3 separate regions of the Homo sapiens genome follow, and all the other regions are linked to region 1. The links are chromatin loops, found by intact Hi-C in ENCODE. Cell type or tissue: PC-3. All regions are shown on one strand. Links, peaks and the distances in the headings refer to the core of each region. The heading gives the core; the rest is flanking DNA.

What was found. Hi-C counts contacts between places; a loop is a spot of excess contacts. Peaks named below come from ENCODE experiments on the same cell type or tissue, not always from the same donor. Only the 100,000 strongest peaks of a DNase experiment are listed, where the experiment ranks them.
Region 2: it touches region 1 in a loop (6-fold over the local background); 5 of 110 quality-filtered maps call a loop at or near these places.
Region 3: it touches region 1 in a loop (3-fold over the local background); 5 of 110 quality-filtered maps call a loop at or near these places.

Annotation. Positions count from the first base shown.
Region 1 is chr5:128,345,543-128,355,986 of GRCh38, reverse strand. FBN2 (fibrillin 2) reads left to right here. Exons shown (of 65, transcript NM_001999.4): 21 at 4,982-5,119; 22 at 5,982-6,032; 23 at 6,515-6,640; 24 at 10,403-10,444. Among named protein-coding and RNA genes, the nearest start is that of FBN2, 190 kb to the left of the region's middle. RefSeq lists an enhancer at 9,749-10,444. In PC-3, for the core only: no CTCF peak of the experiment used is centred there; a DNase peak (open chromatin) is centred at 6,546; H3K27ac peaks cover 850 bases.
Region 2 is chr5:128,223,595-128,234,191 of GRCh38, reverse strand. No RefSeq gene overlaps it. Among named protein-coding and RNA genes, the nearest start is that of SLC12A2, 150 kb to the right of the region's middle. In PC-3, for the core only: no CTCF peak of the experiment used is centred there; DNase peaks (open chromatin) are centred at 5,461 and 6,031; H3K4me3 peaks cover 463 bases; H3K27ac peaks cover 2,081 bases.
Region 3 is chr5:128,208,494-128,219,090 of GRCh38, reverse strand. No RefSeq gene overlaps it. Among named protein-coding and RNA genes, the nearest start is that of SLC12A2, 130 kb to the right of the region's middle. In PC-3, for the core only: a CTCF peak has its summit at 5,648 (motif pointing left); DNase peaks (open chromatin) are centred at 1,740 and 5,620.

The DNA of each region.
Region 1 (10,444 bases), core at 2,445-10,444:
GAGCATCAAAGATAGTTTTTGCCTCATCATGTAGACTTCCATTATTTTGGCCTTTTGCCCTTATATTTATTAACTAAACAAGAACAAAGACTTTTTTACCCCCAAGTCTTTATGTCATTCTTCCAATTGCCAACAACTAACCACCACCATATTTTTCTCAGCCAGTGTATTGTGTGCTTTCATTTATTGTGATTAAATTTGAATATCCCAGTGTAGAGCAGCTCAAAATGAGATTTCCCTAATATTTTTAAAGTTTAGACATTATTTCATGTACTTTTTTATTAAAAAGAGAATCTAGTTGAAAAAGAAAATAACAAATAGTAAAATATACACAGGACAAGTCATGAATGTATAATAGGACTGTCAGTGGCTCTCATCAGTGGTTAGCCTGCAACTTTCTCTTCCACAGGTCCAGGTCATTACATTTTGAAATTTCATGATGTGATTACTAATTTAAAATTACATTAGATTATATATGAATTAGTTGGATACTATGAATATTTAAAGATTTAGAATCTATTTTTCAAGCTTTCTAAATATAAATTAATCTTCAACTATTCTGCAAACTGCTTAAAAAGACTATGGTGTTCTGGTTGAATATGGTTAAATGTAATAGAACAATGCATTTGATTAATATTTCCTGCATTATACTGCTGTGGTTTGATGGTTCTATATAATCCAGACCAGTTTCCCTCATCTTTGGCTTGGGTCTGCGCTCTGTCTTCAACTTGCATGGATATATGGCTGTGACCACTCTGCTGTCAAATCCAATGGTCTATTCTCATTCCTCACCTTAGATTATTAGCAGTATTTGTCACAGTTCATTAATCATTCTTTCTCAAGAAATTTTGCATTTTTGGCTTTCCAGGCACAACTATCTTCTTCTTCTTTCACTTTTATGGCACATTTTCTCTTTCCTTTACTGAGTCCTCCCTATCCTCCTAACCTTTAACCTGAAGTGTTCCACCAGTCCGTCTTTGGACCTCTGTTTCTCTTTCTACACTCATCCTCGAGAGCCTCTGTGTTGACTCTCACATTTGTCACTCTAGTTGATAATGAAATTCTAGGCCTCAACCTTGCCACCAATTCCAGATTTGTGTTTCCAACTGTCTGTACAGTGTCTCCACTTGGATGGCTCATCGATATCTCAAATTCCCATGTCTAAAACCAAATTCCTGTGTACTGGCTTGAACCTGAGTCTCCCAGGAACATTTCCATCTCAGCAAATGGCAAATTCATTCTTCTAGCTGCCACCCCTTAAAACCTTGGCAGCATCCTTGATGTCTTTTTCTCAAGCTGTATATGAAAGTCATCAGCAAACCTATTGATTGCACTTGAAGTTTATCCATATTTCAACCCCTTCTCACGATCACCACACCAACCCCCAATCCAAGTCACCATCATTTCTCTTCGTAATTACTACTGTAGCCTCTACCTTACCTTCTTTTCCTCATACTACACTCAGTTCTCCACATAGCCACTAGGCAGCCCTTTTAAAACATAAATCAGAGCATATCATTCTTTGTCCAGGAACTGTGTCTAGGAAATCCTAGGCTTCTCATTTCATTCAGTAAAAGCTCAAGTCCTAACCGAAGCCTGTGCTCCCCTCATGATCTTGCTCCTGCTGTGACCTTGTTTCCCTGTGCCTCCCACCCCCTCAGCCTGAGCCAGACTGGCCTACTTCCTGCTCCTGCGTCAGACACATGCCCACCTGAAGTCCACTGATCTATCTGGCAGGAATGTTTTTCTCTCGGGTTTGCAGGGTTCTCTTTATGTCTGTATTCAGGTGCCACATTGTAAGTCACGATTTCTCTGACCATCCTACATAAAATAACAGTCTTTCTCCTGTTTCTCCCCTCAAGCTAATTACCCTGCTTTATTTTTTGAGAGTTCTTAACTAATTCCTGACTATCTACATCTGTATCTCAGTTGTGTGTGTGTCTGGGGGCCGGGATGGGCATACACACACAACAGTGGGTCAGTGGGGAGACAGGGAGGGAGGATGGAGGAAAGGAATCGGAGAGAGAGAAGGATGAGCCTGTAGGGGGGTGCGGGGTGCTATCAATGGATTTGTAGCTTTTCAAGTGTTGATACAGCACCAGCCTAAAGAATCACAGTGCTACAGAGTGAGGGCTTTGGAGTCAGACTGCATGGGCTTGAATCTTGATGCTGACACTGTACTAGCTGGGTGACCTTGGGTAAATTGGTTGACCTCTGTGTGCCTAAATTTTCTCATCTGCAAATTGTACATAATTCACAGGGTTGTTTTAATGAGTAAATAAATTAATACATAGAAAGCCTTCCAGTTCCTGTCACTATCTTGATAAATCTTAGCAATAACTGTTGTTTATCTTACTTAAAATGATGACAAGGTGATAAATCAGAACTAGTCCAGGTCATTAAAAGATCATTTAAATACACAGTAGCTTTACACAAACATCTCTGTTTCCTCTGTGCTATGGAATTTACAGATGTAAATCTATAACAAGCCTGCAGTTTGAGACCTGACACAAATGCTTCTCTACAGTTTTATCCAAACTGAACATTCCAGCCAGAGTGAAAAAGCAAAGTGACTGTCCAGCTCTTTTTCACACCTTTGCCCTGTAACTTTTTATTCAGTACAGGAGAGAATTGTTTTGTTTCAACCTCTGTCTTGGTGTTTGGGTTGTTGGTAACTTCTTGTGTTTCCTAGGGAATCAGAAATTACTATTTCTGCCATCATAGGCCCATGGTTTAATTGTAATTCCCTTTCTGTGTTTGGGGGCAGGGGGGTATTTTTGTTGTTGAATTTAGAAGTAAAAACTTTTTTTTTTTTTTGGAAGACAGGGTCTCACTGTGTCACCCAGGCTAGAATACAGTGACACGATCTCACTGCAGCCTCTGCCTACGGGGCTCAGGCAATCCTCCCACCTCAGCTTCCTGAGTAGCTGGGACTACAGGCATGTGCCATCACTCCCAGCTAATTTTTGTGTTTTTTGTAGAGACGGGGTTTCACCATGTTGTCCAGGCTGGTCTTGAACTCCTGGGCTCCAGCGATCCGACTGCCTCAGCCTCCCAAAGTGCTGGGATTATAGTCATGAGCCACTGTGTCTGGCCAGAAGTAAATTTTATCTGTACATATTATTAAAATGAATTTTCAAATAAATACTATAGGAATACACTTATTCTTTGTTTTCTTCCAAGTCTTAATGCCACAATATGCTGTTGAGGTTTTGGTAAAGTGTTTTCCACATCACTCACATCAGAATCACCTGAGGAGTTTGTCAAAATTCAGATTCCTGGGCTGCATACCGGGAAACTTATGAATCGGCATTTTAACAAGTGTCTTGGTAATATTATGCACACTTAACTGAGAGCCACTGCTCTACAAGGAAAACATGACATATGATTTGTTTTAGCCAATTAGTATTTGCTATATCAGCTTTGACTGGATTCCTTATCACTGCTTCAAAATCAGTTAACAGTCATTTATTATTTGTTCATTTGAAAAACTTTTCATTATGCCACCAAAAATATACTAACCATTCGTTATTCCCTTTAATCCACATAAAATAAAAATTTTAAAGTGCATAATATTTCACTGGGTACTCTACCATTCAAAAGGAAGAACAAATTTGATGTGGAGTCAGTCTAAAACGTTAGGAATGGTTATCTCTAGAGGGTTACAGGTGATTTTTACATCTTCCTCATACTTCTCTATTTCTTCAAATTGTTTACCATAAGTATGATTTACTTTTTGAACTAGAGATAAATCTACACACACACATACACACATTTTTTAAGTGCCTGAAAGAAAATACATCAGATATTAGCCCTGGGAATGCATTAGTGAGGGTTTTATAAGTGATGTTTATTCCTTCTTCGTTTTATAGGGCTTTTTCTTTTAAATTATTCATCAAATAATTATCTTCAGCTGGAGAAATATTGGCCTTTGCATAACAGAACATACATTGTGTGTGATTTATTTAGTAGGGACTTAAGGTAGAAGGAAAAGGATTTTATACGATAAAATCTTAAATATCAAAGCATTTGTCATTAAGGATATATCTTATGAATACTTTTCACACAAGTGATGGTCTTATCATGTTGTTATAGTATGTTAAAAGAAAAAAAAAAAGAAGGGCGGGGCGCACTGGCTCATGCCTGTAATCCTAACACTTTGGGAGGCTGAAGTGGAAGGATTGCTTGAGGCCTGGAGTTCCAAACCAGACCAACCTGGGCAACATGGCAATGCACTGTGTTTCTGAGTACCAGCATAAAATCTTGGACAACTCCTCTTAGAATATCAATAGATATAATTATATTAATTACCATATTATGTGAGAGAGATACATAGTATAATATTTTATTTACATATATGTAATATACCATATTTGAATGCAGGTACATGAAAGTATTTTCAAAGTATATGCTATTAAAATTTTTTCTTTTTTTTTTTTGAGACGAAGTTTCACTCTTGTTGCCTAGGCTGGAGTGCAATGGCACAATCTTGGCTCACTGCAACCTCTGCCTCCTGCGTTCAAGCGATTCTCCTGCCTCAGCCTCCCGAGTAGCTGGGATTACAGACACCTGCCACCAAGCCTGGCTAATTTTTGTATATTTAGTAGAGACGGGGTTTCACCATGTTGACCAGGCTGGTCTTGAACTTCTGACCTCAGGTGATCCACCTGCCTCGGCCTCCCAAAGTGCTGGGATTACAGGCGTGAGCCACTGCACCCAGCCCCACTATTAAAACTTTTAAAGTATTCTTTTTTTTTTTTTTCCTCTGGTGGAGATGGGGTTTTGCTATTTTCCCAGGCTGGTATCGAACTCCTGGGCTCAAATGATCCTTCCTCCTCAGCCTCCCAAAGTGCTGGGATTACAGGCGTGAGCCAGTAATCTTTCTTTTTTAGAATACTGTAACAAATGCCTTTTGTGTACACAGCTGAATTCTATTTTCTTCAGAGGTAAGAGCTCCCCAACCTTTCCTGTTCCTTTTCAGACAGCCTGAAGGGGACCTGTTGGCTCAACATCCAGGACAGCCGCTGTGAGGTGAATATTAATGGAGCCACTCTGAAATCTGAATGCTGTGCCACCCTCGGAGCCGCCTGGGGGAGCCCCTGTGAGCGGTGTGAACTAGGTAGGAGCCTTATTGGGAGCTTCTGGGCTTCTCCTTGGAAACTTCTCCTGCCACTAGGACACCTCTTTCACTACGCAGTTCCTTAGTGAAGAAGGTCAGAGATCATTTACTTTTGCTAAAATGTTATCTTTCCTGGCTAATGTTTTTTACCTCTTAAAATGTGTATTTGTTTTATCCTGGTACATAAGCAGGCCTTCTAAATATTTTAACATGGAAGGGAATCAGCTAGAATCTATCTGCTAGATGACTGTATCCTCTGGTATCCTTGTTTGCGTGGTGGCTGTTTTCCTCAAATCTTTTGTTTACTTTTATTTTTTTGAGACGGAGTCTCGCTCTGTCACCAGGCTGGAGTGCAGTGGCGTGACCTCAGCTCATTGCAACCTCCACCTCCCGGGTTCAAGCGATTCTCCTGCCTCAGCTTCCCGAGTAGCTGGGACTAGAGGTGCCCGCCACCATGCCCAGCTAATTTTTGTATTTTTAGTAGAGACGGGGTTTCACCATGTTGGTCAGATGGGTCTCCAACTCCTGACTTCAAGTAATCCACCCTCCCAAAGTGCTGGGATTACAGGCGTGAGCCACCGCGCCTGACCTGTTTACTTTTAACTCAGTTGTCAATGTGACAGCAAAAAGAAATTGTAGGAAAAATTATGAGAATCTCAATACAGGTCAATACCAATGGAGTTACCACAGAAAGTCATGTGCCCTACTGAATGAAGAGGGGACAATGATGTCCTTGGACCCTAAGACCCTGCCTTGCATTTTTTATTTAGTTCCATTTAGATTTCATTATACTTCTTCTTGAGCATACCATGGTTGTATTTTATTCTATAATGAAGTAAAATTTGTCCTGTTGTTGTTACAGATACAGCTTGCCCAAGAGGGCTTGCCAGGATTAAAGGTGTTACGTGTGAAGGTGAGTGTATCCTTCCTTGGAAGATACTATACATCTTTTGAGCAGTAAGTAAAATTAACATTCACTCTCAAACTTTGGAGATATTTATCATTTTCAAAAACCTTGACATTTCAATAAAAATACTCGATGTAATCAACAAATGCTTTAGCATAATTCTCTTAGGAAAGAGCTTAGAGTTTCCCGTTTCTCCTCTTTATGGAGTTGTGTAAATTTCATGAAGACATCGCTAGCCTTTAAGGCCCAGAACAGCTGGGAAAGGCACATGTCTGGGCCATGTTTTATGGACAGGCAAGGCTGTGGTAATTTTCACAGCTGGTACCTAGGAAAGCGGGTGGCTCGGTTGTGGAATATTTCTGTTTAACTCAAGTAATAATCCACATTGTATTGAATGTGGATTGAAAATGCTATACAGGAAGTAGGACCACACCTGCTTTTTCTATTTGTAACATCTTTGCTCCTCTGCTTGCTGCATTTCCCTGCAGATGTTAATGAGTGTGAGGTGTTCCCTGGCGTTTGTCCAAATGGACGCTGTGTCAACAGTAAGGGATCTTTTCATTGCGAGTGCCCTGAAGGCCTTACGTTGGATGGGACTGGCCGTGTATGTTTGGGTAAGATTCACACCCTCATGTATTCTATGTATAAAACAAGCCATGAATTTCCTTGTTTAAGCAGTGGCTAGTCCAAAACCACAAGAGTTTGTACTTGAGAAAACTTGCTTTAAATGAGATATTTAGGGGGAAATCACTAGAGGCTGTTTTAAAAGTGAATGTATTTATGCGAAATTGTTTCTGTTTCATGCCAAAAGTTGGGACTGCTCAAAAATCTATCTCAAAATCTTCCATTTCTTTAACCAGATAATTTAGACAGGTTCAGTCTTTCACACTGAGTTAATAGAGTAAGAATATGTTGAACACAGCAGGAAAGTTGGAGACTAGGATTTTAAAAGTTTACATTTGTCAGCTCATTGCAGCTACACCCTGAAGACAGTGGGGAAAGTCAAGAGCAAAGATATGTTGCTTCTGCTTGAAATCATTCACTGATCCTGGTCCTTCCTTTATTGCTATTAGAGTTTAAGTTTTCTTAATAGTTTATTTTTTAAAGATCTGTAGTGATGAATCTCTTTCTTTCAACAGCATATTATAGGAATAGTGATTTGACCTTTTTCTTTATTAGTGTCATGTTTGAACTTGAATTTCATGATTGAAAAAGAAATTTCTATTAATTTTCATTGTATGTAACAATAATTTTTCATTTACCTACAGAGATTTTTTTTCCCCCAATAAGCTATGGAACAGTAAATTTTTAGTTTATAAAAGAACTTTACATAGATTTGTATTTGAAATTTAGACATGTAGACAAAGCATAAATAATAGTGGTGGTGTATGCAATCACCTTTAAAGTATTTACATATCAGTGATTTTTAAAATTTACTGTAAGAAAAAAGTTTGCAATACCATACAGTTATTATAATTAAAACAGATTTCATTTTTAACTCAGTTTTTGATAGCACATTTAAATCTGGATTGGAAGCATGACTGTAAAATCATACAAAATTATTTAGAAAACATAATATCCAAAGTACAAAAATAAAGAAAATGTCTTTCAGATTTTTAAATATTTTAAAAATTATCTTTAAGTGATCTACAATGTTTAGAAATAAGTATCATTTGAAAATGACAAAATATTCCCCCAAAACTATCGAAATTTTAAAAAAAGAAAATGTCAAAAATAATAATATCAGTATGGCCAAATGACTAATGAAATCAAGTTACCTTCTATAATGAAATGCTATAATATATGAAGATATATCATTGATTGTAAATTATTACTCAGCAAAATAAATTTTCAATAACATTATTCAAAATTATGGCTGGGAGTGGTGGCTTACGCCTGTAATCCCAGCACTTTGGGAGGCTGAGACAGGTGGATCACCTGAGGTCAGGAGTTCAAGACCAGCCTGGGCAACATGGGGAACCCCCCCCTCCCCGTCTCTACTAAAAATATAAAAATTAGCTGGGCATGGTGATGCATGCCTGTAATCCCAGCTACTCGAGGGACTGAAGCAGGAGAATCGCTTGAACCTGGGAAGTGGAGATTGCAGTGAGCCGAGGTCGCACCACTATACCCTAGCCTTGGCAACAGAGTGAGGCTCTGTCTCAAAAAAAAAAAAGCATTTTTTAATATTCTAAGATGATATATTGGATTCTTCATCCTTGTACTTTGCTTAAATGCTTTTGTCACCACTTGAATTATGCTATATTAATTAATTCTGTCTGGGGATGTGAGAAAGTTTCAAGAAGCAACTGGCACATGAAAATGTAAAGTATTCTGAGAACTAAAGTTTTGGTAAATGCTCTGATAGAACCTCATCTGAATCAGGGATCCCAAACTCAGATGCTTGCAGGAGCCAAGCATGTAACATATAAATGAGTGACGCGACAACAGGGAGCAGTGGGGACTGCAGCAAACTTCAGAGAACATGGACCATCCAAAGGTTTCCAAATTCATATTTTAATTTCCATGCAAGGACAATCGCAGCATTGATAGGCCTTATGTGGCCAGTGTACTGACGTTTAATTCCTGATATAAATATAGAGTTCTCAGTAGTGTGCTGACTTTTAATTGCCGATATAAACATCCATAGAGGTCTCAGTATTAAAGACAGGATTGCTCTTCCTGGCTGTTATAACTTTTTACATGCATAGTTCAGATGCCTTTCCCCTCTCACCCTAGTTTATTCCAATAAGCTATGAAATGGTACATTTTTAGTTTGTCTTGAGCTTCTTGAGCAGGTTTCTTCAGTAACCTCACAGTATGACTCAGGCCAGAGTTCTTAGGCCACCTGTACTTATATAAGACTTTCACATCTTGAGAAGATTCTTACTTAGCTGCTGACATATGGGACGGAACCAGCTATAAGGAGACTAGCCCCTCAGAGCCCTGTGATAATGAGACGCTGGATTACTATCACACTTCACACTGGCAAAGCATGTGGCTTTTTGGTTTGTGTTAATGTAGATATATAAGACAGAATCACCTTCTGTAGATATCTACATTCAGTCTGCTGAATCAAAATAAACATTTACCACAGTTATTTTTTCCTTAAAAATAGGACTTTTTCTCAGGTAGCTGGGATTACAGGTACCCAGCACCATGCCCAGCTAATTTTTGTATTTTTAGTAGAGATGGGTTTTCGCCATGTTGGCCAGGCTGGTCTCGAACTCCTGACCTCAGGTGATCCAGCTGCCTCAGTCTCCCAAAGTGCTGAAATTATAAGCATGAGCCACCACGCCACACCTGGTCTGGGCAACAGAGTGAGACTCCATCTCAAAAGAAAGAAAGAAAGAAAAAAAATAGAACTTTTTAATTCCAGTACTCAGAAATGTAACTCATTACCTTTTAGAACTTGAAAGAATCAATATTGACAGTAACTAAAGTAGTAAACATTAATTTTTATGTGTACATTTCCATCAGGGATCTCATTCCCTCCGTTAGACAGTTTTCAGCTTCTGGAAAGGATTTAATGTCTTAAAATGTTCTTATCAAAGAAATCATGCTATTTGATTAAGGAACCGTTTCCAAACTCATTATCCATATTTGTAATTAAACAGCCAAGTGCTTTAGTATGATTTGAAAATAAATCTATTTGCTAACAGATGAACATGTTATTTATAGACCATTCTGGTCTACTCTATTTTTAGATGTAGGCGACTGTTTATAGATATTCTAAGGTCCTGGCTAGCACAGGCTAAGCACTGAAATGTTGGTCTGTTTTGAAGTTGGAGGGAAAATGTGACATTTAAACAAATAATTGGTCCCTTAAAACGGAAAATTCACATAATCCAGGGAAAAACCATGATGCAAAAGGTAAAGTTGGCAGGAGAAAAAAAAAAACTTTAAATGTAATAATATTATAACACTTTCTTTTGTAGTGATCTTAATAGTTGTAACAAATTGGCAAATAGATTATAGCCGATCATTTACTGTTTATGAATGGGATCTGACAGGGCTGCTTAAAAGGCACTTGAAGCAATTCTCTGAACAGGAAGAATTATCATTAAAATTATCTTACCTTTTCTAAAGTGAACAATACAAAAAAGGAGTAATAGACATGAAGCAGTCATCTCATGAGAGGACCTTTTCTTCCTGAGGGTTTCTTGTGAGAATTAAGACTGAAGAGGATCTCACCTTTGTTCTCCTTAAATGACTGTCATTATGGAGTCCATTCCAGGAGGTCAGGGACTGCATCTTGCCCACCAGTACACCGCAAGGGTCCTGCATGATGCCTGGTGCTGAGCAGACGCTTGACATGTGACTGTTCAATGGATGTTTCAACTCATTCTCACCCTGTGATTTCGTTCTCGGTGTAGATATTCGCATGGAGCAGTGTTACTTGAAGTGGGATGAAGATG
Region 2 (10,597 bases), core at 1,082-9,081, 120 kb after region 1:
TTTGAATTAACCTAATTCATCAAAGACAAAGAAAAATGAATTTTAAAACATGATCAAAGCCTCCAAGAAGTTTGAGACTATGTTAAACATCCAAATCTAACAATAATTGGTTTTCCCAAGGAAGAAGAAAAATCTAAAAGTGTGGAAAACATATTTGAGGGAATAATCGAGGAAATCTGCCCCAGCCTTGGTAGAGATCTAGACATCCAAATGTAAGAAGCTCAAAGAACACCCGGGAAATTCATCGCAAAAAGATCGTCATCACCTAGGCATATAGCCATCAGGTTATCTAAAGTCAAGATGAAGGAAAGAATCTTAAGAGTTATGAGACAAAACATCAGGTAACCTATAAAGGAAAACCTATCAGATTAACAGCAGATTTGTCAGCAGAAACCCTACAAACTAGAAGGGATTGGGGCCCTATCTTCAGCCTCCTTAAACAAAAGAATTATCAGCCAAGAATTTTGTATCCAGTGAAACTGAGCTTCATAAATGAAGGAAAGATACAATCTTTTCCAGACAAACAAATGCTAAGAGAATTTGCCACTACCAAGGCAGAACTACAAAAACTGCTAAAAGGAGCTCTAAAGCTTAAAACAAATCCTTGAAATACACCAAACTAGAACTTCCTTAAGGTATAAATCTCACAGAACCTATATAACAATAACACAATGAAAATAACAACAACAACAAGGTATTCAGGCAACAGATAGTACGATGAATAGGAGAGTACCTCACATCGTAATACTAATATTGAATGTAAATGGCCTAAATGTTCCACTTAAAATGTACAGAATGGCAGAATGGATAAGAATTCACCAACCAAGTTTCTGCTATTTTCAGGAGGTTCACCTAACACAAAAGGACTCACATAAACTTAAGGTAAAGTGGTGGAAAAAGATATTCCATGCAAATGGACACCAAAAGCAAGAAGGAGTAGCTATTCTTATATAAGACAAAGCAAACTGTAAAGCAATAGCAGTTAAAAAAGACAAAAAGGGACATTATATAATAATAAAAAAACTAGTCCAACAGGAAAATATCACAGTTCTAAATATACAAGCATCCAATGCTACAGTTCCCAAACTTACAAAACAATTACTACTAGATCTAAGAAATGAGATAGACAGTAACACAATAATAGTGGGACACTTTAATACTCCACTGACAGCACTAGACAGGTCATCAAGACAGAAAGTCAATAAAGAAACAGTGGGCTTAAACTATACCCTACGACAAATGGACCTAACAGATATTTACAGAACATTCTGCCCAACAACTGCAGAATACACAGTCTATTCATCAGCACATGGAACATTCTTCAAGATAGACCATGTGATAGGCCACAAAACAAGTCTCAGTAAATTTAAGAAAATCGAAATTATGTCAAGTATTCTCTCAGACCACAGTGGAATAAAATTGAAAATCAACTCCAAAAGGAACCCTCAAAACCATGCAAATACATGGAAATTAATAACCTGCTCCTGAATAATCTTTGGGCCAACAATGAAATCAAGACGGAAATTTAAAAAATTCTTACAACTGAGCAATAATAGTGACACAATCTACAAAAACCTCTGGGATACAGCAGAAGCGGTGCTAAGAGGTAAGCTTACAGCATTAAATGCCTGCATCAAAAAGCCTGAAAAAGCACAAAAAGATAATCTAAGGTCACATCTCACAGAACTGGAGAAACAAGAACAATCCAAACCCAAACCCAGCAGAAGAAAATAAATAATGAAGATCAGAGCAGAACTAAATGAAATTGAAACAAATAAACAAACAAGACATTCCAAAAAATAAATGAAACGAAAATCTGGTTCTTTAAAAAGATAAATAAAATTGATAGCTCATTAGTGAGATCAACCAAGAAAAAAAGAGAGAAGATACAAATAAGCTCAATTAGAAATGAAACAGGTGATATTACTACTGATACCAGAGAAACACAAAAGATTATTCAGGGCTACTATGAATACATTTACATGCATAAACTAGGAAACCTAGAGGAGATGGATAAATTCCTGGAAATATACGATCCTCCTAGATTAAACCAGGAAGACATAGAATCTCTGAACAGACCAATAACACTAATACCAAAATCAGGGGAGGATATAACAACAACAAAAAAGAAAACGACAGACCAATATCCATGATGAACATAGATGCAAAAATCCTCAACAAAATACTAGCAAACAGAATCCAACAGCATATCAAAAAGATAATCCACCACGATCAAGTAGGTTACATACCAGGGATGCAGGGATGGTTTAAGACACGTAAGTCAATAAATGGGATACACCACATAAATAGAATGAAAAACAAAAATCACACGATCATCTCAACAGATGCAGAAAAACCATTTGACAAATCCAGCATCCCTTTATGATTAAAACCCTGAGCAAAATCAGCACAGAAGGGACATACCTTAATGTAATAAAAGCCATCTATGACAAATCCACAACCAACATTATACTGAGAGGGGAAAAGTTGAAAACATTCCCCCTGAGAACTGGAACAAGACAAGTATGCCCACTTTTACCACTTCTGTTCAACATAGTACTGGAAGTCCTAGCCAGAGAAATCAGACAACAGAAAGAAATCAGTAGCATCCATATCGATAAAGAAGAAGTCAAACTGTCACTGTTTGCTGATAATATGATCATATAACTAGAAAAGCCTGAAGACTCATCCAAAAAGCTCCTAGAACTGGTAAATGAATTCAGCAAAGTTTCAGGGTACAAAATGAGTGTACACAAATCAATAGCTCTGCTATACAACAAAAGCAACCAAGCTGAATCAAATAAAGAACACAACCTCTTTCACAACAGCTGCAACAAATATATAAAATAAAATACTTAGGAATATACCTAACCAAGGAGGTAAAAGACCTCTACAAGGAAAACTATAAAACACTGCTGAAATAAATCATAGAGGACACAAACAAATGGAAACACATCCCATGCTCATGGATGGATAGAATCAATATTGTGAAAATGACCATACTGCCAAAAGCAATCTACAAATTCAATGCTATTCCCATCAAAATACCACCATCATTCTTTACAGAACTAGAAAAACAATCCTACAATTTATATGGAACTTAAAAAGAGCCCACATTGCCAAAGTGAAACTAAGCAAAAAGAACAAATCTGGAGGCATCACATTACCTGACTTCAAACTATACTATAAGGCCATAGTCACCCAAACAGTATGGTACTGGTATAAAAATTGGCACATAGACCAAAGGAACAGAACAGAAGACCCAGAAATAAAGCCAAATACTTACAGCCAACTGACCTTCAAAAAAGCAAACAAAAATATAAAGTGGGGAAAAGACACCCTATTCAACAAAAGATGCTGGGATAATTGGCAAGCCACATGTAGAAGAATGAAACTGGATCCTCATCTCTCACCTTATAAAAAAATCAACAAAGATGGATCAAAGATTTAAATCTAAGAACTGAAACCATAAAGATTTTAGAAGATAACACCAGAAAAACTCTTCTAGACATTGGTTAGGCAAAGAATTCATGACCAAGAACCCAAAAGCAAATGCAACAAAAACAAAGATAAATAGTTGGGACTTAATTAAACTAAAAAGCATCTGCACAGCGAAAGAAATAATAGGTAGAGTTAACAGACAACCCACAGAATGGGAGAAAATCTTCACAATCTATACATCTGACAAAGGACTAATATCCAGAATCTACAAAGAACCAAAACAAATCAGCAAGAAAAAACAAACAATCCCATCAAAAAGTGGACTAAGGACATGAATAGACAATTCTCAAAAAGAGATATATAAATGGCTAACAAGCATATGGAAAAATGCTCAACCTCACTAGTGATCAGGGAAATGCAAATCAAAAACACAGTATGATACCACCTCACTGCTGCAAGAATGGCCATAATCAAAAAAATAATAGTAATAGATGTTGGCATGGATGCAGTGAAAAGAGAATACTTTTAGACTGTTGGTGGGAATGTAAACTAGTACAGCCACTGTGGAAAACAGTGTGGAGATTCCTTAAAGAACCAAAAGTAGATCTGCCATTTAATCCAGCAATCCCATTACTAGGTATTTACCCAGAGGAAAAGACATCGTTATACGAAAAAGATACTAGCACACATGTTTATAGCAGCACAATTTGCAATTGCAAAAATATGGAAACACCTCAAATGCTCATCAATCAATGAGTGGGTAAAGAAAATGTGCATATATATACTATGGAATACTAGTCAGCCATAAAAAGGAACAAAATAATGGCATTCATAGCAACCTGGATGGAATTGGAGTCTATTATTCTAAGTGAAGTAACTCAGAAATGGAAAACCAAACATCGTATGTTATCACATGTGAGAGCTAAGCTATGAAGGCACAAAGGCATAAGAATGATACATTGGACTTTGGGGACATGAAGGAAAGTGTGAGGGGTAACGAGGGATAAAAGATTACACATTGGGTACAGTGTATACTGCTCGGGTGATGGTGCACCAAAATCTCAGAAATCACCACTAAAGAACTTATTCGTGGCCAGGCACAGTGGCTCATACCTGTAATCCCAGCACTTTGGGAGGCTGAGGTGGGCAGATCACGAGGTCAGGAGTTCAAGACCAGCCTGGCCAACATAGCGAAACCCCGTCTCTACTAAAAAATACAAAAATTAACCAGGCATGGTGGCACATGCCTGTAGTCCCAGCTACTCAGGAGGCTGAGGCAGAAGAATTGCTTTAAACTGGAGGCAGAGGTTGCAGTGAGCTGAGATTGTGCCACTACACTCCAGCCTGGGTGACAGAGCGAGACTCCATCTCAAAAAAAAAAAAAAAAGAACTTATTCATGTAATCAAACACCACCTGTTCCGCAAAAACCTATTGAAATGAAAAAATAAAAAATAAAAATAAAAAAAAGGAGTAGAGGGGTCCTTTCCTGAGATCAACTTTAAAAGCCACGATGTCTCAATATTGATTTAGACATTGCGGCTAAATCAATATTGAAAACTATAATAATGTGTTCCCCGGGGACTATAGAAAGTATTTACTGTGGGGTTCCAGCAGAACTGTGGGACAATATGAAGTTTAAATAGTTAGCGTTCCCAAATATTTCTTGCATTATCTGACAGATCCCATAAGCTGGCCCTGCCTGGGAGGAGCTTGTATCCTCATCTGCATATCACATCCTTTGTGGTATGTGGGATTCTACCCTCAGTGCAAACCAGGGAGACCACCATGCAAGATTTGGAACACCCATTTTTGGTAGCCTTATCACCCTTCAGCTTTTACCAGGCTGTGTTTCTAAGTGGGCCCATTGGAAGCCAGGGTAGTTCGAGGAATTCTAGGGATGATTATTTGTTCCTGGGAAAGTTTAATTTGTTGAATAAGTAGGATTGGAACAATGCCACTTACAACAGATGCTTTAGCAAAGAGGGACAGTAAAACAAATGATTGCTCAAATGCACGGTGTCTGCAGAGAATCTGGATAAGAATTACTGGTGTTTAATGACCTAATACCGGCAAGGTCAGCCAATAGCACAGTTTGGAAAGAATCAAATGCCAATTCCTCAGTGCAAGTGAAGCATAATTAAGACTCAGCACAGTGAGGTCCTGCATGTGTTAATTTTCCCAGGGCTGGCATTAATATGTCTAATAAATGTTCATAGCAGATTTTTTAAATTATACTTTTAAAGAGAATAGGTAATTTGTGTTAACTAATAAGCTAATTTCCCGTCTTTCCCCATGTTTATGGAGGTAAATAAGACCCTAAAAATGGTGCCAAATGAGGCCTGTTACTGCAATGAATTTGGCAGGGCCAGAGTAGGTCAGATGGACAAGAATGCTTCAGAAAGACACAGGCCTACTCAGAGCAGGGATTGGCACTGCTGCCCACCCTCAAAACCACGGACCACATAGGCCCAGGGTGGGGTTAGCCTGGGCCCCACCTACCAACAACCAAGGAGTCATAAGTGTATTAGGAGTCATTGATGTCTTCCAGAGGAAGTGAATCATTCCCCACGCTAGCCAACAACTTGTAAGTCAGTGGGTCAGCCTCCTTAAAAGAGCCAAAAAAGTAGGTGTAGCTGTGTTTGTCCATCACCACAGCCAGGCAGGGGGTATGTGTGTATTATGAAGTCCTAGAATCTACAAAGTGTGTCATCGCTAAGGATTAGTATAGATCAGCTCCAAAATATGTAGGTGGGCATGCTGTGTGCCCACTTCTCACACACGTGCAGCACACACACAGACAGTTGAATGGTCCTTGTGCTAAAACAGCTTGGTGAAGAAGAAATTATAGTGAATTTCTGATTGCTCACCATGAATTCCTCTTTTAGTTCTCCTACTTCTTTGGGTGTGTGACTCCGGCAAACCATTTGTTGTTGTTTTGTTTTGTTTGCCTCATATGTACAATAAAAGTATTGTCTCCAGATTATCCCTATGGTCCCCTTGTAACTTAAGCTTAGTTTATGAGTCTATTTCTTGTTCTAAGTATTTTTTGTCTTATGGCTCAAAACTTACAACTATTTGGAGTTTTTCCTCACTTAAATAGATCTCATACTATAATATTCAGAGTGAATATGGGTGAAGGGATAAAGAAATGCATATAGGCTATAATTCTTCAAGGGGCTACAGTTCGGAGGTGGAAATCTTCGGAGAAGAATAGGCATGATCCCAGCCAAGGAGTCTATTCCTATCAGAGCTACCTAGAATATTTCACTCCCACCTCATGGCAATAGGTCATGCTGCCTACCTCCCTGAGCATACAGCTAAGCATGCCTGTTCCTTTTAGCATAATTCCCTTCCCAGAAAAGCAGTATCTTCCCTACTTCCTGAAAGACTAAGACATCCAGCACCAACACCCTCTAGAAAGTTTCTCCCTTCCCTATCCCATCTCCATTCTTCTAATCTACCTGTTTATCCTGAGCTGCCACTACCTATAGGCCAAAGTAGGACACTAGAATGTCTCTCTGTTCCCTTAGCTTTCTTCAGGGGACATTTAATAATGAAGAACCACACTATATCCAACTGGCTACGGAAGAGAGGGAAGCAAGGTATTTATTTTTTCTTCTCATAGTTGAACACTCAGCTCTTTCTTTTTGACCCCTCCTGCCACATACTCTTGATTACATGCATCTGTACCATTGCTTTCTTTCAGTTTACAAGTCAACAGGGGCCGGAATGCAGTGGCTCACACCTGTAATCCCAGCATTTTGGGAGGCCAAGGTGGGTAGATCGCTTGAGCTCTGAAGTTCGAGACCGCCCTGGGCAACATGGCAAAACCCTGTCTCTACAAAAAATACAAAAATTAGCCGGGCATGGTGGCGAGTGCCTATAGTCCCAGCTACTCAGGAGGCTGAGGTGGGCGGATCGCTTGAACTTGGGAGGTGGAGGTTACAGTGAGCAGAGATCAGGCCACTGTACTCCAGCTGGGCGACAGAGCAAGAACCATGTCTAATAAATACATAAATAAATAGATAAAGTCAACAGGCTTCTCTACCTGGATTTCCAGACTCATTCCATCTACCCAATTTACAATGTTATGCACTGAGCTCTTTAAAGTTGTTGGGAATCTCAGTAGTTTGGGAAATCTATCAAAGTAACTTTCTTAGTCTCTTGTCTGTTACGTAGAATACCTGAAACTGGGTAATTTATAAAGAAAAAGAATTTATTTTATTTCTTACAGTTATGGAGGTTGAGAAGTTCAAGGTCAAGGGGCCACATCTGGTGAGAGCCTTCGTGCTGGTGGGAGACTCCCTGTGGCATCCCAAAGAAGCACAGGGCATTACGTGGTGAGGGAGCCAAGTGTGCTCACTCAGGCCTCTATTCCTCTTTTTGTAAAGTCACTAGTCCCGTCTCATGATTTCCCATTAATCCATTAACCCATTAATCCATGAATGGTTTAACCCCTTTAAGAAGGCAGAGCCCTCATGACCCAATCACCTCTTAAAGGTTCCACCTCTCAATACTGCCACATTGGGGATTCAATTTCAACATGAGTTTTGGAGGGGACAGATATTTAAACTACAGCAGCAACTATGGGCATGGAACGAGAAAGAAGGTCAGACGAACAGTGCATGGTAACTAATCCCCAAGCCTGTGGCTGCCTCTGTGAATGGCTCCCTTTACTCACCTTGCTAGGGAGCTCCAGGGCTTCTAAGAGGCTCAAATGTGTCAGTGACATACTATCTGAGAGCCAATGGAGATGCCAAATTGAATAAAAACTTGTGGATTGTTATAATAACTAAAAGGAAAATATTACAATGCTGCCAGTCAGCCTCTCATGGAGATGGGAACCATGAACCCAAAGGTATTCTGTGGTTGGACCTTGACCTCTACCAACATGAAGGCTGGCGGCTGATACTGTTACTTGACTCTGTGGAATTTCCCTTTCTCAGAAATCAAGATGGCAAGAACTTGATTTGGAGTCCAGTGTAGAGCACGCAACTTCCTATGTAGGCTGAAACTGTTAAACAAATCTGCACATTGCCAATGACTTGGCAATTGTTTTCTTTATTCCCTTTCCTCCTTGGGCAGATTCTGAGACATCTCTATTGCTGCAACAAAGCATCTTTTTTTAATGGAAGTACAATTAAAAGATGCATTCAGGTGAAATGCAGTATTGGAACTTTATAATGCTAACATTGTTTTTGTTCTCTGTTTCATAAAATGAGACTTCAAAGCCACATTATGTCATATTGTGGGTGAAAAGGGGCTGTGTTCAAAAGGGGAATTGCATTATTAACATTACCATGGTTAGCCCAAGTGCCAAGAGTAACAAACCAGCCTAACCCTCTGGCAATTCATTGTCATTTAATATATATTTAGAGCCCACCCTCTGTGAAGGAATGAAGAGAACACACACATGGCCCCTTCTTCACTGGACTTTATGGCCCAAAAAGGCAAGGCCCACATCTGGCATGTCTCTTCCATGAGAATATAAAAATGCCACACAGGCATGGACCAATCATTTTAAGATCCTATCAGCCTTAATGTTTGATAGGTGTAAACTCTCTCTGTCTCTTTCTACTCCACATTGAAACACTTTATGAAGAATCAAAAAGAAATATCAGTATTCTTTTTTTTGTTTCTCTGGCATTTAATTTACTTCCCCTCCTCAAAAGCCAATTTCATGACGGGCACTCTGCTAGGCAGGAATTCAGAGCTGAGAGATTTATGAAAGGAGTTCTCAAAATATCCAGACTAGAAGGGGAGATGGTGGCATAGGGCAGAGGTAAGGCAAATAAAGCTACAGTGTGGTGTTCTAAGCCAGATCCTGAAGGGAACGGCTATGGAATTTGGATGCTGCAGAAAAGAGGATGTTGTGTATGGAGTTGGGGGCAGGGTGGACTTTGGCAGTGAACTTGGTAAGCCAAGGAAGAAAATGGTCGCGTTTGTCATTCAGGTCAAGCTTGATGGATGGGTGGAGGACAGCTCAGAAGGGCTAAGACAAGAGGCAAGGAGACCAGGGATTAAAGCTGTTGGAATGGCCCAGGCAGAAAAGGGAAAGATTGAACTCTCAGGGGACAGGAATCTAAGTCTTTTGAAGAGCTACCCAGGCAGATCTTCAGCCTCCTTCCATTCTCTTTTCTCAAATTGGCCAGGCTGAGCACTTGCCTGCAATGGCTGCACTGCATCTTCTTTCACAATCACCCATTCCTTCATGACAGAAAGGCCTCCCTCTCACCCACCCAGAGCCTCACTATGGTGTAATGTCTCAGTGTGAAAACACTCTGGGGGAGAAGAGAAGATGCCAACAATAGGACAATCAAAGATATAGATATCAATCTCATTAAGAGAGATTTTTTCCAAAAACGTTTACTTTTGTGAACTTTAATGCAAATGTATTTTATATAAATTAATGTGTATTAATTACCCACATTTATAATATATTTATGCTGTTTTGGTTCAATTTTTACTACTATTAATGTCAAAAATACTCTTACCAGTATTTTAAAATTACATGTAGATTTACGATCATGTAAAAAAATTTTTCTCCCAGCACTTTGGGATGCCAGTGTGGAAAGATCACCTGAGATCAGCAGTTTGAGACCAGCCTGGCCAACACGGTGAAATCCCATCTCTACTAAAAATACAAAAAATTAGCCGGGCATCATGGTGGGCACCTGTAATCCCAGCAACTCAGGAGGCTGAGGCAGCAGAATTGCTTGAACCTGGGAGGTGGAGGTTGCAGTGAGCCAAGATTGCACCACTGTACTCCAGCCTGGGCAACAAGAGAAAACTCTGTCTCAAAAAAAAAACTTTTTTTCAACATTTCAAATTTCAATTTATATATACTTTGTGAAAGAGAAGTATAATGGGGTGACCAATAAGAGACTTTCAAGTTTAAAAATATATTACATTAGGATAAAATTCTTGGAGGGGGTAAAATGGAAATGTGAATTTAAAGAGAAAAAGGAATGATAAAAATCAATTATTAAAGATGCAGTGTATGTGTGTTGGAGGCCGCACAAATGTTTCTTATGATTAGGCATAATTGAAGCCTGTCAGTAACAATATGAACCTGTGATCAATTAAGCAGCTGACCAATCATTACCTCCTCCTCCTTACTCTTTTTACCCAATAAATACAAAGCGCTATAGCACC
Region 3 (10,597 bases), core at 1,319-9,318, 140 kb after region 1:
GACAAGTACTTACACATTCTACTAAGAGGGACAAGATAGATTAGATTATTGATTTATGTATGCCATGTGAGTTAGTAGGTCTGAGACTATAATGATACTCAAGTATAATTTTCTAAGACTTATAAAACAATGTTATGAAATGAGCATATGTCAAAGGTCTTTTTCAAGTCTAATTAATGAGGAAATCAGTAAGATGTTATGAACGGTTCAAAGAACACATGAGAAGATAGACATTTATAGGTAATTTAGTAAGGGAACATTAGGAACAAATTGTTCATTCAATACAAGACGAGTTATGGGCCTACAGGTCCACACACTGAGACCTTTGGCATTACCTTTTCCATTGGACACACTTTTTGTGTCTCTCCCAGACAAAAATCTACAAGTTAACCAGTTAATGGAAAGTCAAAGTTGCAAACTCAGTACTACACTGAAAGAGAACATCCTGTAATGTCTTCTATTTCAAAGTTTCAGATAATTTTTCTGATGAGGAGGAGAAAAACCAGTTTGAAAGAAGCCAATGGTGCTTTCTATGGTTAAAATTTCTGTTAAAAGTGCACTCAGGTATGCAAAAAAAATTGTTTTCTGTAACTCAGTTTTTATCTTGAAGCACCATTCTGTGAGATGTAAAGAATTTCACCGTGTCACTTCCAGATACAGTCAGCCACTTTTATGACTTTTGTTAAGTTTTAGGTTTAAATTTGGTCAAATACAAGATTGTGCACATATAGACACAAGATCACCCCCGCAAACTCAGCACCAACACCCTAGCATGGAGATGGAGGAGAGCTGGAGCATACACCCCAGGCTGTGGCATGCTAGAGGAGAGTGGTCCACTTCTTACCTCCAGCTGTCTTGGCTGATTCCCGGCAACAGCTACAACCCTCCTACCATTACCCTTGGCTGCCACCATCCAGTTAATACTTCACATGGCCTTACATGTCCTGGGACTCTGGCCTCCAGTTACCAGGTCCATGCAGGTTATTCTGGGTCCTTCCTCCCTGCCAGCCATGGCCACAGGAGTTGCAGGCTCCTTCTGCTACCTTCTACACCTTAATCAAAGGGCTACCAAAAATTGCAGGTGTTTTCTCATGGCACTTTGGTAGTTGGGGCTGAGCCTCCTGGAGTCCCTTGAACTTCCCTTTGCCTATTTGCCTCATGAAGTACGCACTGGATAGAATGTCCTCTCAAGGCTGCACTCTGGAAATCAGTCACAAGGTCACTTTGCTCTGGGACCACCAAACCCATTGGAGATATTATTATTCCTTCCCAATCTCTAGCCCAGGAGATGTAAGGATAGGCTTGCAGTTCAGAGTACCCCTCCCTTTCAGTCACTACTGTATGCACACTCAACTCTAACTCTCTCACTTTCTTTCTCTCCTTAACAACTTATCCTCCCTAAATCCCCAGCCTGAGAGAATCTTTACCTAATGAGGGTGGTGGATAGGTTGGGTCCTAGTTGGGGCTGGTTGCCTCAATCTCCTAAAATACCTCGACCCAAGGCTTTGAGATTAAAAGTCAGACTTTGCTGTCCTTGTTTCCCAAATCCCTCTTGACACCCCTCCCTATCCTAAGGGACAGTGCCAGGCTGTGGCCTCAGCCCAACTGGCAAGGATACAGCAGTGGAGGGAGCGGGGGAACCCCAGTGAATAGTTTGCATGTCTTCCTGCTGCATTAGTTTTATATGACACACACTCTAGGTGTGACCTGCAATATTCCAGTTTCCAGGAAGATCTGACTGGCCCACAGTCTAATTGCATCTGGCCCTGAATCATCTTCCAGCCACGGGTTTGTGGGCACGAGCTCATCTGAGCGCATTAAAGCTGGCTCAGGAGGCAACGGGCCCAGGCCACAAACCCTTGGCCTGAGTCAAGCTGCTTGGCTCCTACTGGGAGTCTCGGAAACCCAGGCCTTCCTACCCAGCAGGGGAGTGGGAATGGGGAGTGAGAGTGAGGGGAGGTTGATCTCCCATGCGCTGTCCACATCAGGGCAGAAACCCTGCCAGGATCAACAGCGTGGCTCCTGGCAGAGCCCCTGCCCGGTTCCCTCAACACTGTGGACACCAAGGGCCTGTGTTCTCTCCGAGCCGTGGGGTTTGAAAACGACCTCCTGAGGTCTGGCACACAACTGAGTTCTTAGAGGAAAGAGGACAGGGAGGTGACGCCTCACTCCAAGGGGTTATGAAAATGGAGCCGGCTGTTACTCCGTGGGAATGGTGCTACAAAAACATCAGCACACACTCAGTGTTCACTCGGTAAGAGGACTCTACAGCGTGTGACATGACATCTAATCATGGACATGTATTCTCTGAAAAGACCTGTAGACCATCGAATGCAAACCTTTCATTTCACAGAGCAGGAAACTGAAGCAGAGCCCTGTCGAGAGCCCGGCCACAGTGACGCTCCCCTGCTGCTCTGTCCCTTTCTTTGCGTGTGTTTGCCTTCTGCTGAGTTTTAAAAGGCATGTGGGTGAGGTTTGTCTTATTTAGAAAATCAGTCAACCACTGACCTTCAGGACTTACTAGTCTGAAGTCTGGACCAGCCCGGATTGCTGTGTGTGGCCAAACTCAGACAAGGAGCTGGGCCTAGGAATTGGGTCAGGCACGTGTCGGGGCGGGGGGGCTGGTTGCCCTGGTCAAAGTAAATTTGAATTGCTCAGTACCACAACTGAGAGCCTTCCTCTGGACCAGGGTGCTAGGCGGAGCCTGACAAAACTGTGTGTCCCAATAGTGGGTTTCATGGTTTCAATCCAACCAGTCTCCTTGGAAAGGTTTGCACCTGAGCCAAACTTAGAAGTCGAGGGGGAACATGGCGGAGCAAAGACGCTGAGACCTAAGAGTGAAGGGGCAATGGACTCCTGATTATGAGTGGAAACAAGACCAGAGGTGTCTTGGGTCCAGCCAAGTGGTTGAGACACAGAGCCTCACTCTGTGGTTCCCAGGCAGCTCCTGACTTTCTTTCCTCTATACGTAACTGAGGGAACCTCCCTGTAACCCCCTCCACAGAATGCCTCTGTCCCTCACCACAATCATAGCAGCATGATTTTCATGCTTCCAATAACCAAAATGTTAACTCTTGTGACTCTGGGGTTTTGTTTTATTTTAATAACAATCTTTCTAAAAAATACACATACCTTTCCAACTTCTAAAATGCTGAGCCCACAGTTCAGGGGTGATGCTCTCCAGGCCACTTGGTTCATCCCTGGTCTCCTTGGTCTGAGCCATGCCCTACCATTACCTTCTCCCACCCCTCCGCCTCTGCTGAGAGATGTTCTCTTAACTCCTCTCCTTGCCTGCCTTCCTTGTTTTTCCATCTACCACCTCTTGTGACCTCCTTTTCTATAGAGAAAGCTGAACTTCTATACTTCTGATCAAGAGAAAGAAAGTCTCTCAAGAAAACAAGGAGATCCCCAGCCAGGCCCTGTGTGTTGTATACTTTGCCCTGGCCGTCCCCTGCTGTCTCCTTTTCCATAGAGTGGAAAGTCTGCAGGCTCAAGGGAACATAACCACCTGGAGCCCTCACCCCACTCCCCATCTCAAACATGATCCCCACAGTTTCTCACTCCAGTGACCCCACAGCCAGCTTCCTCCCTAGGCCCTTCCTCCAGCAGGCAAATCACAGTGTTAGTATGTACATCCCAAGGGCCAAGGGGTAGGAGGCAGGGGGCACTCATTTGTGAGGGGCATGGACAGAGCCTGGACATATGGCCTGGGTGTCTGCACACATGCATGTAAGACCTCTTGGGCAGCTGGGAGGCAGTTCTTCCTGCGTGTTCATGCTGTGGGGTAGAACCTTGAGGGTTCTGGGGACCCACATTCTTCCCAGGCCATCAGGAAGGCATATTTTTCAACTTAGGAGGATAGAACATATTTCATTCAACAGTTTTTAGCTTGACTTCTTACTTTAAAATGATAAATTATTATACAGGGCCTCCATTTATAACTCTTGTTCCAGACCTTGAAAAGCTGAGGGATAGGCCTGGGCTCATGTGTCAGATTTGGGATTTTATTCACCTAAGTTTGTCCTGTGTTTTCTCGTAAAGACTCACAATCCTGAAATGAATTAAAGGAGATGTGGAGCAGTTTGGTTGGCCTGGACTTAAGATTAAAAGGCACATGCAAACTTTACCTGGGAAAAATTTGCAGCCTCTCCAGTTTATATCTAAGTTCTCAAAGAAAAGATGTTTGTAGACTTTTTCTGTGTCTCCAATTCATCAAACCTAAGTTGTCAAAGTCAAGATATTTCAAAAACAACTTTTAAAGGACTTTTTTATCCTTTGATTGTTGAGCTTATCTGAAGTATAACTTCACAAGTATATACTCAGGGAATTATTTCTGTCCTATTGATAATTTAGAAGGATTTGATTGGCTCTACTGAGTAGTCCTTGATAGGGCACATACATTCTGTACTGCAGAGACTGGGTAAGTTTCCTTGTACTGGTTCTGGATATGAGTTTATCCACCGTCACCCATGACCTCCCAGTGGAAGGGAATCCTGATAGTTTCTAATGCCATACGTTGTTATGGACATAAAATAAATAACAATTTGCCAATAAAAAAAATTATTGCCTAGTGTCACTATGGGAAAACTATTTCTGTGACATTAACTTAAGGGTAGAATAGCTAAGAAAAACTTTTATTGATTTATGAGATGAAAGTTTATGAAAACTAGTTTTTATGCCTGAAAGCTCTTTTGAATTTGCAATAATGTTACTAACAGGTAAGCAGACCTTTGGAATCCATATGCCATATTTTAAAATCACACACATGCACACACTTGATCTGATTATTTGGGGTAAGATAAAGGAAGCTCTAAAAAGAAAAAGGTATTTCCTCTGACCCTAGAAGGCTTCCTTCTTCCCCATTTCTTAAATTTATATATCTCGTGTAGATTTTGAAGGTTCATTCTGAAAACTAAACTTGTCTTTATCTTGACTGGCTTTAGAAAAGCGAAAAATTTTATATTTCGAGGAGCCAAGCAGGCTCGAAATTGATTTCTGGCCAACCCACTGACTAACTGGAACCTCAGGAAAAGAATTTAAACTTCCTGAAAGTCAGTGACGTCATCTGTAAAATGGGGGTATTGATACCTGTCTCACAGGTTTCTCTAAGAATTAAGTAGTAGCAGCCATACAAAGTACTTGGCACAGTGCCTGGCTCACAGTGACACTTGATCATGTATCTATAATATTATTGCCATTGCTTTTTCATGATTAGTTCCTGAGACTTGCTGTTGTTAAAGTGTATTAACTTTGCAATTTCTCTACCATTTCTTTCAAACAAATACTTGGATAAAAACTGATAATTTTTCAAACATATCTTTGAAATCTTTCAAACAAATACTTGGATAAAAACTGCAATTTGTCTACCATTTCTTTCAAACAAATACTTGGATAAAAACTGATAATTTGATAGATTCTTGTCAGTGCCTGCCTGCCTCCTCAGATGAGTATATTGGTGGGCCAGAGCAAATGGCCTTGGATTAGCATCCGCTCCTTCCCCACACCTACTCAGGCCAAACAGCCTCAACACTACATTGCTAACACAACAGAATCAACATTTCAGCCCCGAATTTTCAATGTTTGCCACAGTTCACCCGCTTCCAACAGCAGTTTCCTCAAAAACAAGGGCAACATCGCCATCTACTGTTGCCACACAATCACTGAAGAGAAAATTGCTTGCTCTTAACAAAGTAAAGAAACTGGGAACATTTTTGTTTGATACCTTATAAAATCATTCCATTTCTACTTCAGCTACCAGAAGAAGCCCTATTTTTACAGAGGTTCACTGTTTGAACACCTCTTGGTGGGACCTGAAAGTGGCTTGAGAGTGAGCATGGGCCCTGGCTGCATTTAGTCAAATTTCTTCTCCCAAATTTTGTATCATGTGTATCTTCGAACTTTCACCCTCAACTTATTTATACTTAAAAATGACTGATGGGTGGCAATTTGTGTGTGGTTTGGCATCTCCACTGTGCAAATTGGATGGGCAGTGGGTTCAGAGAAGTGGGGGAATAGTGAGAAATAGTGAGGCCAATCTTTCCGGTTACTGCTCTAAGGGGTTATCCTGGCTTATCACATTCACATAAGAGCCTGTGAGAGTGAAGTCCACTCCCTAGATCAGTGCCCTTGTGCCTCACCACCAAGTCTTAAACCTGTCCCCACCCCACAGACAGCTGACAGCAGTGTCATCTAAATGTAATTTTTGCCCTCTGCCTCAACTGTGATTTATTACTGCGTGCTAACAAATGGCCATCCAAAGCTTTTAACTGTAAAGTGGTTTTGGAAGCAGTTTGTATGAAGGAAACTTTGCAAAAGCAAGCCCTAAGTACTGAACCATGTTGGAGAAGAGGTGCCCTTTTGTACATCACTTTTGTGCACATTCTTGTCTGGCTTTTTATTTTTCCATCACCTCACTCGGCACAGGAAAGCATCTTTCATCTTGGTGTGGCTGTCTTCCACACTGCAGTATTAGTTCAGTCTCTGGTGGACTATTCTGGCCTCTGGGTGTGTGCCTCAGATGCTAAGCAAAACTGTAAGACTGCTGTGTAATAAGTTGGGAGGTGACAGTTCATTTTGCACAGACAATAATATAAAGTGCCTTTACGTCATACCAGAATTAGCTGCACACTCCCTCACAAAGAACAAGGCCCCCTTTTCATGTCCCAGGCAGGAAGCAAAGTGACTTAGAACAAGTGGGATTTTTTTACATCTTTGAAAGTGTTTGTCTCCACCACAGGACCGGATGCCAGACCTTAGATTCCAGCTCCTTTCGGGGTCATTTCCCTCTTGGAATCAGGATCAAGGTGGGCAGAGCCTACGGTCAGGCCACAGTACACTCTTGGGAGAGGCAGCTTGGATTACTTTAGCACAAGGGACTTTCCAAAACCAAAGTTATTAGGAAAAGCAGAATGGAGAATATTTGGAAAAAATGCTGTTAACACCTGATCCACACGTTCTTTCCTTCCCCTGTGCTGCTCATAATCACTTACAGACGCTGAGGTGTGTAGGAACGGACAGGCAACCTCAGCCTGCAGAGACCCCAAGACATGACAACATGGAAGCCTCACCTCGGATACCGTTTCTGGTTTGATTCTAATTATACATTTAAATTTCAGGGGAAACTTTAACAAGAAAAAACATAACCCCACTAGTGTTTTCTTTTTTGCATGCTTCGTTGTAGTATTTTGCTCTTTCTTTCAATTACACAGACCTGTTAAAATTTGTTACTATGATTTTAGACTTGTCTGTTTCTCCTGGTAGGTCTGTCAACTTTCCTTTATATATTGTGAGACTGTATAATAAATGCATGTAAATTTTTTATCTATTTTCTTTTTTATGGGAGGTTTTTTTATTTTCCAGCTTTATTTAGGTGTAACTGACAAAATTGTATTACTGTTAGGTGTACAGTGTGATGATTTAATATGTGTATATATTGCAAGATAATTATTGCAATCAAGTTAGCTAGCTATCTCTTCACCTAGTTATTTTTTTTGTATAACATTTAAGAGCTACTCTTTTAGCAAAATTCAAGTGTACAACACAGTATTGTTATAGTCACTATGCTGTACATTAGATCCCCAGAACTTAAAACTGAAAGTTTGTACCCTTTAACCATTATTTCCCCATCTCCCCCACCCCCCAGCCCCTGGCAACCACTATTCTATGATCCATTTCTATGAGTTTAGCTTTTTTTAGATTCTGCATATAAGTGAAATCATACAGTATTTGCCTTTCTTTGTCTTACTTAATTCACTTAGCCTAACACCCTCAGGTTCATCCATGTTGTCGCAAATGGCAGGATTTGCTTCCTTTTTAAGGTGAAATAATATTTCATTGTATATACATATACAACACAATTTCTTTATCCATTCATTGTCAATGGACACTTAGGTCTTTTTCATATCTTGGCTATTAGCTGCAATGAACATGAGAGTGCAGATATCTCTTGGAAATACTGATTTCATTTCCTCTATCATACATGCTATTAAATGCATGCAAATCTTAAGTTATTTTATCTCTCCCTTAAACCTTTTATCATTCAAGAGCAACTTTATTTTTAAGTAATGCTTTATGCCTGAAAGTTTCTTTTGTCTGATATTAATATAGACCACACCAGTCTTCTTTTCTTTATACTTTTATCAGGTATACTCTTTCATCATTTTAATCTCAACTATTTATCATTAATATTATTTAGATGTATCTAAATATAATCATTTTATGTATTTTTATTATATATATAATTATATATATTTATATATAATTATATATTTTATATATTAAAATATATATAATTTTATAAATATATAAATTTATATAAATAAATCTATATAATAAAATAATATAAATATTATTTAGATGTATCTAAATTATGTTATTTAGATGTATAATATATAGATTTAATATATAAATAATATAAATATATTTATATTATTTAGATGTATCTAAATATTTATATTTAGATGTATTCATATTCATATTATCTAGATTTATCTCTTGTTAAACAACATATGGTTGGGTTTTTTTTTGTTTTTCTAAACAAGCATTCTTTTTTCTTTTAACTGGAGGATATGACCCATATGGCTTTAGTGTAATTACAATTTTGTATTTTGTTTGTTCCTTCCATATTTCCTTTTTGGAGATTGCTTGAGAATTTTTTACCTTTTTCCTTCTCTTAATTTGGAAGATATCCTTTTTTTCCTCCCCCTAGAGACAGGTTTCACTCTGTTGCCCAAGATGGAGTACAGTGGCTCAATCATAGCTCACTACAGCCTTGATCTCCTAGGCTCAAGAAATCCCCCTGCCTTAGCCTCCTCAGTAGCTAGAACTATAGGCACAAGCCACCATGCCTGGCTCAATTTTTTTTCTTTCTTTCCTTTTTTTTTTTTTAACTTTCTCGTAGAGATAGGGTCTTGTTATATTGCCCAGGCTGGCCTTGAATTCCTGGCCTCAAGTGATCCTCCCACCTCAGCCTCCTAAGTAGCTGGGATTACAGGCATGAGCCATCATGCCCAGTCAAATTTATATTTTAGTCATTGATTTAATTCTTACTTTCTAAAAAATCCACATAAGAAATTATTGCTAGTTAGGGTCAATACTTAGTAAGTTTTACCCATATATTAGCCATTTTCTTTTTTCTTTATTTATTGTTATATCTAAGCCATTCTTTCTGAATTTAATGTATTTCTATTCTCAAGAACAACCTTTAGGATTTTCTTTTTTGAGGATTGCTGGTGAAGAACTCAATTGTTTTTGAGCATGCCATGAACTTTAATCTCCTGTTCTATGTGCCCTTTGAGGTTCAGAAAAAATTCCAGGAGCAAAGATTATTGGATAAAAACACTTTTGTTTACAGGGCCACCATTTACATTGCGGAGTTGCGCTCCCTGAAATACTGTCAGTAGACATTCATTAGTATTGTCATATCACTTCCTAAGCTGTTGTAGAAATAAGTCAGATTCACTACAAACACATTAGTATATATTATCATGTTATGATGTTTCTTTAGTTGTAAGTGGCACCTCAAATTTGCTTTAATTTGTATGTTTTTGAATTTGTGTTTGTGAACATTTTTTTCCTGGATGCTTTCATTTGCTTTCTTGTATAAATACATTTGTAATTTTTTGAGGGATTTTATTGACTCAGCCTTTGGTAATCTCTCAAGAAACTGGCCACTATTACCTGGGATAGACATTTCCCAAAGGCCAAATAAACTTTTATAGAAACCGGGTCTCCCTATATTGCCCGGGCTGGTTTTGAACTCCTGGGCTCAAGCAATCCTCCCACCCTGGCCTCCCAAAATGCTGGGATTACAGGTGTAAGCCACTGCACCTGGTCCCAAATAAACTCTTAATCAGTACTCAGGGCTTCAGCTAGAAGAGGCAAGAAATAATTTTTTCCTCATCTTTAAAGCAAAACCAGGTAGACACATAAATGGAAAAGCAACCACAAAACTACCCTTCGTTGTCAGTATCGTTGTGGTAAACAGACCCATGAGCATAGCAAAGTTGATTACAGATTCATTTTAACACAATTCATTAAGAATCAGTGATGTGTAAGGAACTGTTCCAAGGCAATAGGGAGGAAAGGAGCTTATTCTCTTGGGTATGTGGCAGGAGGAAGGGGAAAAATTACCTGAAATAAGAACAGAGCTGTTTTCTAGCTCTTCATTCAGCTCCATGGGATACAAGAAAGGGAAAGGGGAAGAATAGAGCATAAGACCAACTCTTTGCTCTAACCAAGCTGGCTGCCTCTCCTGGCTGGAGAAGGAGAGAATTCCCTACTGGTGGCAGGTGGGGTCTAAGTTGTTCTGAGCCTTTGTTCTGGTCAAGTTGTACTGGAGAGCAGTAGGGCTGTCCTCCACAGAACTCTTGATGGGAGCAGACTAGGAAAGCACTTCAGCTTGGTGGGCCTTGCTGGAAGCTTTTTACCCACTCAGTTGGGTGTCACTGTGACATTGGACAGTGATAGTATGGAGTGTGTACTATATTTGTCAGCTTTTGGACTGAGCATGGGTATCTTTCTTACCTCAGCCTCCTGTTCTGAACTCCAGGCCTCTGCATGTAGTAGACAGTCTATCTCAATACTGCAGATCATTGTC